Regions from separate parts of the Homo sapiens genome. Here region 2 is linked to region 1. A link is an interaction called in ENCODE POLR2A ChIA-PET data of the cell type or tissue named here. Cell type or tissue: OCI-LY7. All regions are shown on one strand.

Region 1 (2,500 bases):
AGTTTTCCTTGACCTTGCAGCTAGTAGTAGAGTTACAGGATGAAACTCCAGAGCCTTCTCTACAAGAGATATTTTGAATTGTGGCAGGATTTGTCAGGATGCAAGTTAAAGACTGCAGATGCTTTTAAATAGTGAGAGAGTATAGCATTATCAAAATATGCTCCCTTTTCTCTGTTTCCTTCCACTATCTTAAGGTAATTGTGAGGCCTAAGAGCAGACAGGAAAATTAGCTATGATCACTGGAAAACAAAGTTCTGAAAACATCCAGAAAAAATTTTCACAAAGCTCAAACAAGTGGCTGGGTGTGATGTCTCACACTGTTTTTTTTTGTTTTTTTTTTTTTGAGAGTCTCGCTGTGTCACCCAAGATGGAGTGCAGTGGTGCAATCTTGGCTCACTGCAGCCTCAGGCTCCTGGGTTCAAGCGATTCTCTTGCCTCAGCCTCCTGAGTAGCTAGGATTACAGGCGTGTGCCATCACGCCTGGCTAATTTTTGTATTTTTAGTAGAGACGGGGTTTTACCATGTTGGCCAGGCTGGTCTCCAACTCCTGACCTCCAGTGATCCTCCTGCCTTGGCCTCCCAAAGTGTTGGGATTACGGGGATGAGCCACCGTGCCTGGCCAGATGGTTCACACTTGTAACCCTAGCACTTTGGGAGGGTGAGATGGGAGGATTGTTTGAGGCCTGGACTTCAAGAACAGCCTGGGCAAAATGATGAGACCCCCATCTCTACAAAAAATAAAAATAAAAGTAGCCAGGCATGGTGATTTGCACCTGTAATCCTAGCTACTCAAGAGGCTGAGGCAGGAGGATCCCTTAAGCCTAGGAGTTCAAAGTTGCAGTAAACTGTGATAGTGCTACATTCCATTCCAGCCTGGGGAACAGAGCTAGACCCTGTCTCTTTTTTTTTTGAGACGGAGACGGAGTTTCGCTCCTGTCGCCCAGGCTGGAGTGCAATGGTGCAATCTCGGCTCACTGCAACCTCTGCCTCCCGGGTTCAAGTGATTCTCCTGCCTCAGCCTCCCGAGTAGCTGGGATAACGGGTATGCACCACCACGCCTGGCTAATTTTTTGTATTTAGTAGAGACAGGGTTTCACCATGTTGGTCAGGCTGGCCTCAAACTCCTGACCTCAGGTGATTCACCCACCTCGGCCTCCCAAAGTGCTGGGATTACAGGCGTGAGCCACCGCACCCAGGCGACCCTGTCTCTTAAAAGCTCAAACAGCAATACGGAGCCCACTGGGCAGGGGAGAAGACATCAAGGTGAGTTTTTATCTAAAGCTTCCCAGAAAGTAAAGCATTGCTTAGAAGCAGCTCTCTTCTGCAGAGAAAACCTCAAGCAGTCCTACATGGGATTATTTAAGCCAGGAGCCTCAAAGATGGCTAAGAAGTTTCCTGAAGATGCTTTGGTGATGAGTCTATCCTACCAGCGAAAGCTTTCCCAGAAACTGTCCTTGTACCAACTTAGTCCATGACCTTGAAATGGCACTCTTTAAATTTGTGTTTGAGATCAGCAGAGTCAAGGCAGCTTAACCCTAAGGAATGGTAAGAGACAAAGTTTCAGCAGCTTCCTGAAATTGTATCAATACTGATATTACAGGTGTGAGCCGCTGCTCCCTGGCCAGTAATTTTTTTTTTTTTTTTTTTTTTTTTTGAGACAATGTCTCACTCTGTCACCCAGGCTGAAGTGCAGTGGCATGATCTCGATCTTGGCTCACTGCAACCTCTGCCTCCTGAGTTCAAGTGATTCTCCTGCCTCAGCCTCCCCAGCAGCTGGGATTACAGGCGCCTGCCACCATGTCCGGCTAATTTTTGTATTTTTAATAGAGACAGGGTTTCACCACATTGGCCAGGCTGGTCTGGAACTCCTGACCTCAAGTGATCTGCCCGCCTTGGCCTCCCAAAGTGCTGGATTACAGGTGTGAGCCACCACACCCGGCCCAGTAATTATTATTTAGTGGCCAATGGCCTGGCCCCTGGAGTCAGACTGTATAGGTTGACTCTCTGTCTAAGAACTGTGTAGCTTTGGCAACTTCACTTTTCTGTGCCTCAGATCCTGCATCTGTAAGATGAGGATAACAATAGCACCTGTCTCATAGGATTATTATGAGGAGTCTGTGAGATGACACTTGTAAACTGTTAGAATGTTCAATAAATATTATTTAATAGGATCAGTGTCAGGCATTTTACATGCAAGCGCTTCTGTTCCTCCTCACCCTGCAGAGGTAGGTATTATCAGATTAGGAAACTAAGGTTTAGAAGTGTCAAGTCAGGGTCTGGCATGGTGACTCATGCCTATAATCCCAACACTTTGGGAGGCTGAGGTGGGCAGATCGCTTGAGCCCAGGAGTTCGAGACCAGCCTGGGCAGCATGGTGAAACCCCATCTCTACAAAAAAAAAAAAAAAAAATGCAAAAATTAGCCAGGTGTGTGTGGGTGGTGCATGCCCGTGGTCCCAACTACTCGGGAGGCTGATGAGATGGGAGGATCTCTTGGGCCC
Region 2 (2,500 bases), 94 kb before region 1:
CTATTGCACTCCAGCCTGGGCAAAAAGAGCGAAACTCTTGTATCAAAAAAAAAAAGAAAAAAGAAAACAGGGGCTCAGAGAGGTTATGCCTTGCCTAAAGTCACACAGCTGGGCAACAGAGAGCTGAGACTAGATCTCAGGTATCTTAACCTTTCACCCCATCCTACATGTTTTCCATTGTAATCATTTCTCTGCCTCTCCTTTTCTCTCCCAGAGGGCATGCAACATTCTGGGGGAAAGGACAAGTCCTCCATTTCAAAGATTTGCTGCTCCACAGATAAGGGCTATGAGAATGTCAGTCCCCAGTGCAACTCTGGCCCTCATCCTCCTTCATGCAAATACAGGTATGTTCAAGTTGTAGAAAAGAACTTGGAGCTGAGCCAAAGCTGTCAAGGCTCCAGACCACCCAGACCCTTTAGCCCTTCCTGCCTACAGGAGGAACAGGTGTCCCTCCTGACAACAATCCAGGTTACCAATGTGGATGTGTCTGGTCATTGACTCTCCTCAAAGCCCCTTTAAATCTCTCATCCCCCTTGATCCAACAAGAACCCAGCATGTTGGCCTGGCAGGAGAGAGTTTGGCCTTGAGTGATTAGTCCCAGGCATGCTAAGTGACCTCAGGCAGGTCACAACCGAAGGCTCAATTTCCTTAGATGTAAAATGATGAACACATCAATACCACATGCTATTCTAACCCACAGGACCACTGAGAAGATCTAAATTAAATATTGTACACACAAGTGCTTTGGAAACAAATTTCAGTGCTAATGAGAAGTACTATTAAACTCCTCCTGCCTTGTAGAGCTAAACAAAGTTGTGCCACCTGCTCCCAACAGAGGCTGCCTCTCAGGGGACTCTGCTGGGCCCTGAGGGTAACCAAAAGCAGCCTGTCACCTTTCTGCTCAGAGGCGGGAGGTCATAAGGTCAGCCACCCCTTGTGGCTAAAGGAGACCACCCTTTACCTGGCACTTCCCTGCCCAAGCAGGGAAGAAGCAAGCTCTGGTCTGATGGCTGAGAGGGCACCGGAAGAGAGATAGCAGGCAGGGTTGCTAGCAGAGAACAAGGGATAGGCCTCCTGAATGCAGGATTCAGGTGCATCCAAGAAGACTCACAAAAACAAAGGACAGGTGCACAGCTGGACACAGAACACCTACAGCTTTCTCAAGGCAGGGACAGGGCTCCCACCAACGACATGTGCCCAACTCCTAGAGGGAGTCCTACAATTCCTGAGTGCAGGTGCAGTGAGCTGGGCGCTTCTCAGTGCAGGGCCATGTGCATCTGCTGCGGGAATGCCAGAGGCAGGAGATGCAGCTGCACCCCTCTAGCAGGCTATGCCAAGACTCGAACAGACAATAAATAGCAATTTGACATCACTGAAGATAACCTCTCTGAGCCATTTCCTCATCTGCAAAACAGAGACAGCTTTTATCTCATGTGATTTGAGTAGGGATTAAATAAGATTGCTTTTATAAAGTGCCTGACACTACTCTGTAGATACTAAGTGGCAACTATTATTAAAACACACACACCCGTTCAACACAGGAGATGTCACAGGGCAGGCAAGGCCTAATGCCACTGTTATGGATAAACAATAAGGGAAAAGGGTTTGGGAGAGAAAGAGAAAGTGACTGCTGTGGGCTGGGAAGACCTCCCAAAAGGGGAAGAATCTGCACGGCCCTGAAAGTTACTACAGTGAGCTGGGCACTCTACCAGGCATTCCCACGTTCAGCCTCTACGTTGGTCTTAAGGATGAGGCAAGTCAGGTTCAGAGAATGAGGTGCATGAACCTCAAGGTTCATGGTCACACAGGTACTGAGAGGCAGCATCAGGAGCAGAACCCAGGGCTTCTGACTACGTCTTTCCTTTGTACCAGGGCTGGACGCCATGGGGCTGGCTTGGAAGGAGAGGAAAGGCAAACTTCGAGGGTGCTCAGCTGAATGAAGTCTGGGCAATCTGACCAACTAAGCCCTCTAAGTGCCTTGGCACTCCTAGAGACACATGTCCTACCTGAAGCCTTCCTCCCAGTCCCCAGCTGACCTCCCTCCCACTGTTCTGCAGTCAGTCTGCTATTTTCCCAAAGAGAAAAAGGTCATCGCTTCCTTTTTAGAGTCCTATCTGGGCTTCTTGAGACAGTTTCAAGGTGACCTTTAGGCTATTTGTTCTTCTCTTCTTTTGAGAAGTGAGAGAGGCACCTTCTAGTGTCATTTTTATAGGAAACCAGTTGCTGGGTCTGATATCCATGCATGTGAAGTGGGCAGTGACCCCATCTCCCCTATTCACAGACTTAATCTACAGAGGAGATGGCAGGATTCGCCTTGCAAAGACCAAAACCAAAAAAAGCTATAAGATATAAAGGGACAAAAGAAGCCTTTTGTGTCCCTGGTCAGGAGACAAGATGAATACCTGCTTTATGGGCTCCCGGGCCTCTGCCAGGCATTCTGGGTCAGGAACATGGGTAAACAATTGCAGGAGATGCCAGTGGTGAGCTGAGTTACAGTGAG

Evidence for each region. Peaks named below come from ENCODE experiments on the same cell type or tissue, not always from the same donor. Only the 100,000 strongest peaks of a DNase experiment are listed, where the experiment ranks them.
Region 2: POLR2A ChIA-PET joins it to region 1 with 8 read pairs; 25 of 35 experiments call an interaction of 5 or more read pairs at or near these places.

The regions. Positions count from the first base shown.
Region 1 is chr1:27,241,571-27,244,070 of GRCh38, forward strand. The region is part of intron 1 of WDTC1 (WD and tetratricopeptide repeats 1); the gene reads left to right. Among named protein-coding and RNA genes, the nearest start is that of WDTC1, 8.2 kb to the left of the region's middle. In OCI-LY7, no CTCF peak of the experiment used is centred here; no DNase peak of the experiment used is centred here.
Region 2 is chr1:27,147,952-27,150,451 of GRCh38, forward strand. The region is part of intron 1 of SLC9A1 (solute carrier family 9 member A1); the gene reads right to left. Among named protein-coding and RNA genes, the nearest start is that of SLC9A1, 5.9 kb to the right of the region's middle. In OCI-LY7, no CTCF peak of the experiment used is centred here; DNase peaks (open chromatin) are centred at 360, 860 and 1,310; H3K4me3 peaks cover 2,293 bases; H3K27ac peaks cover 2,333 bases.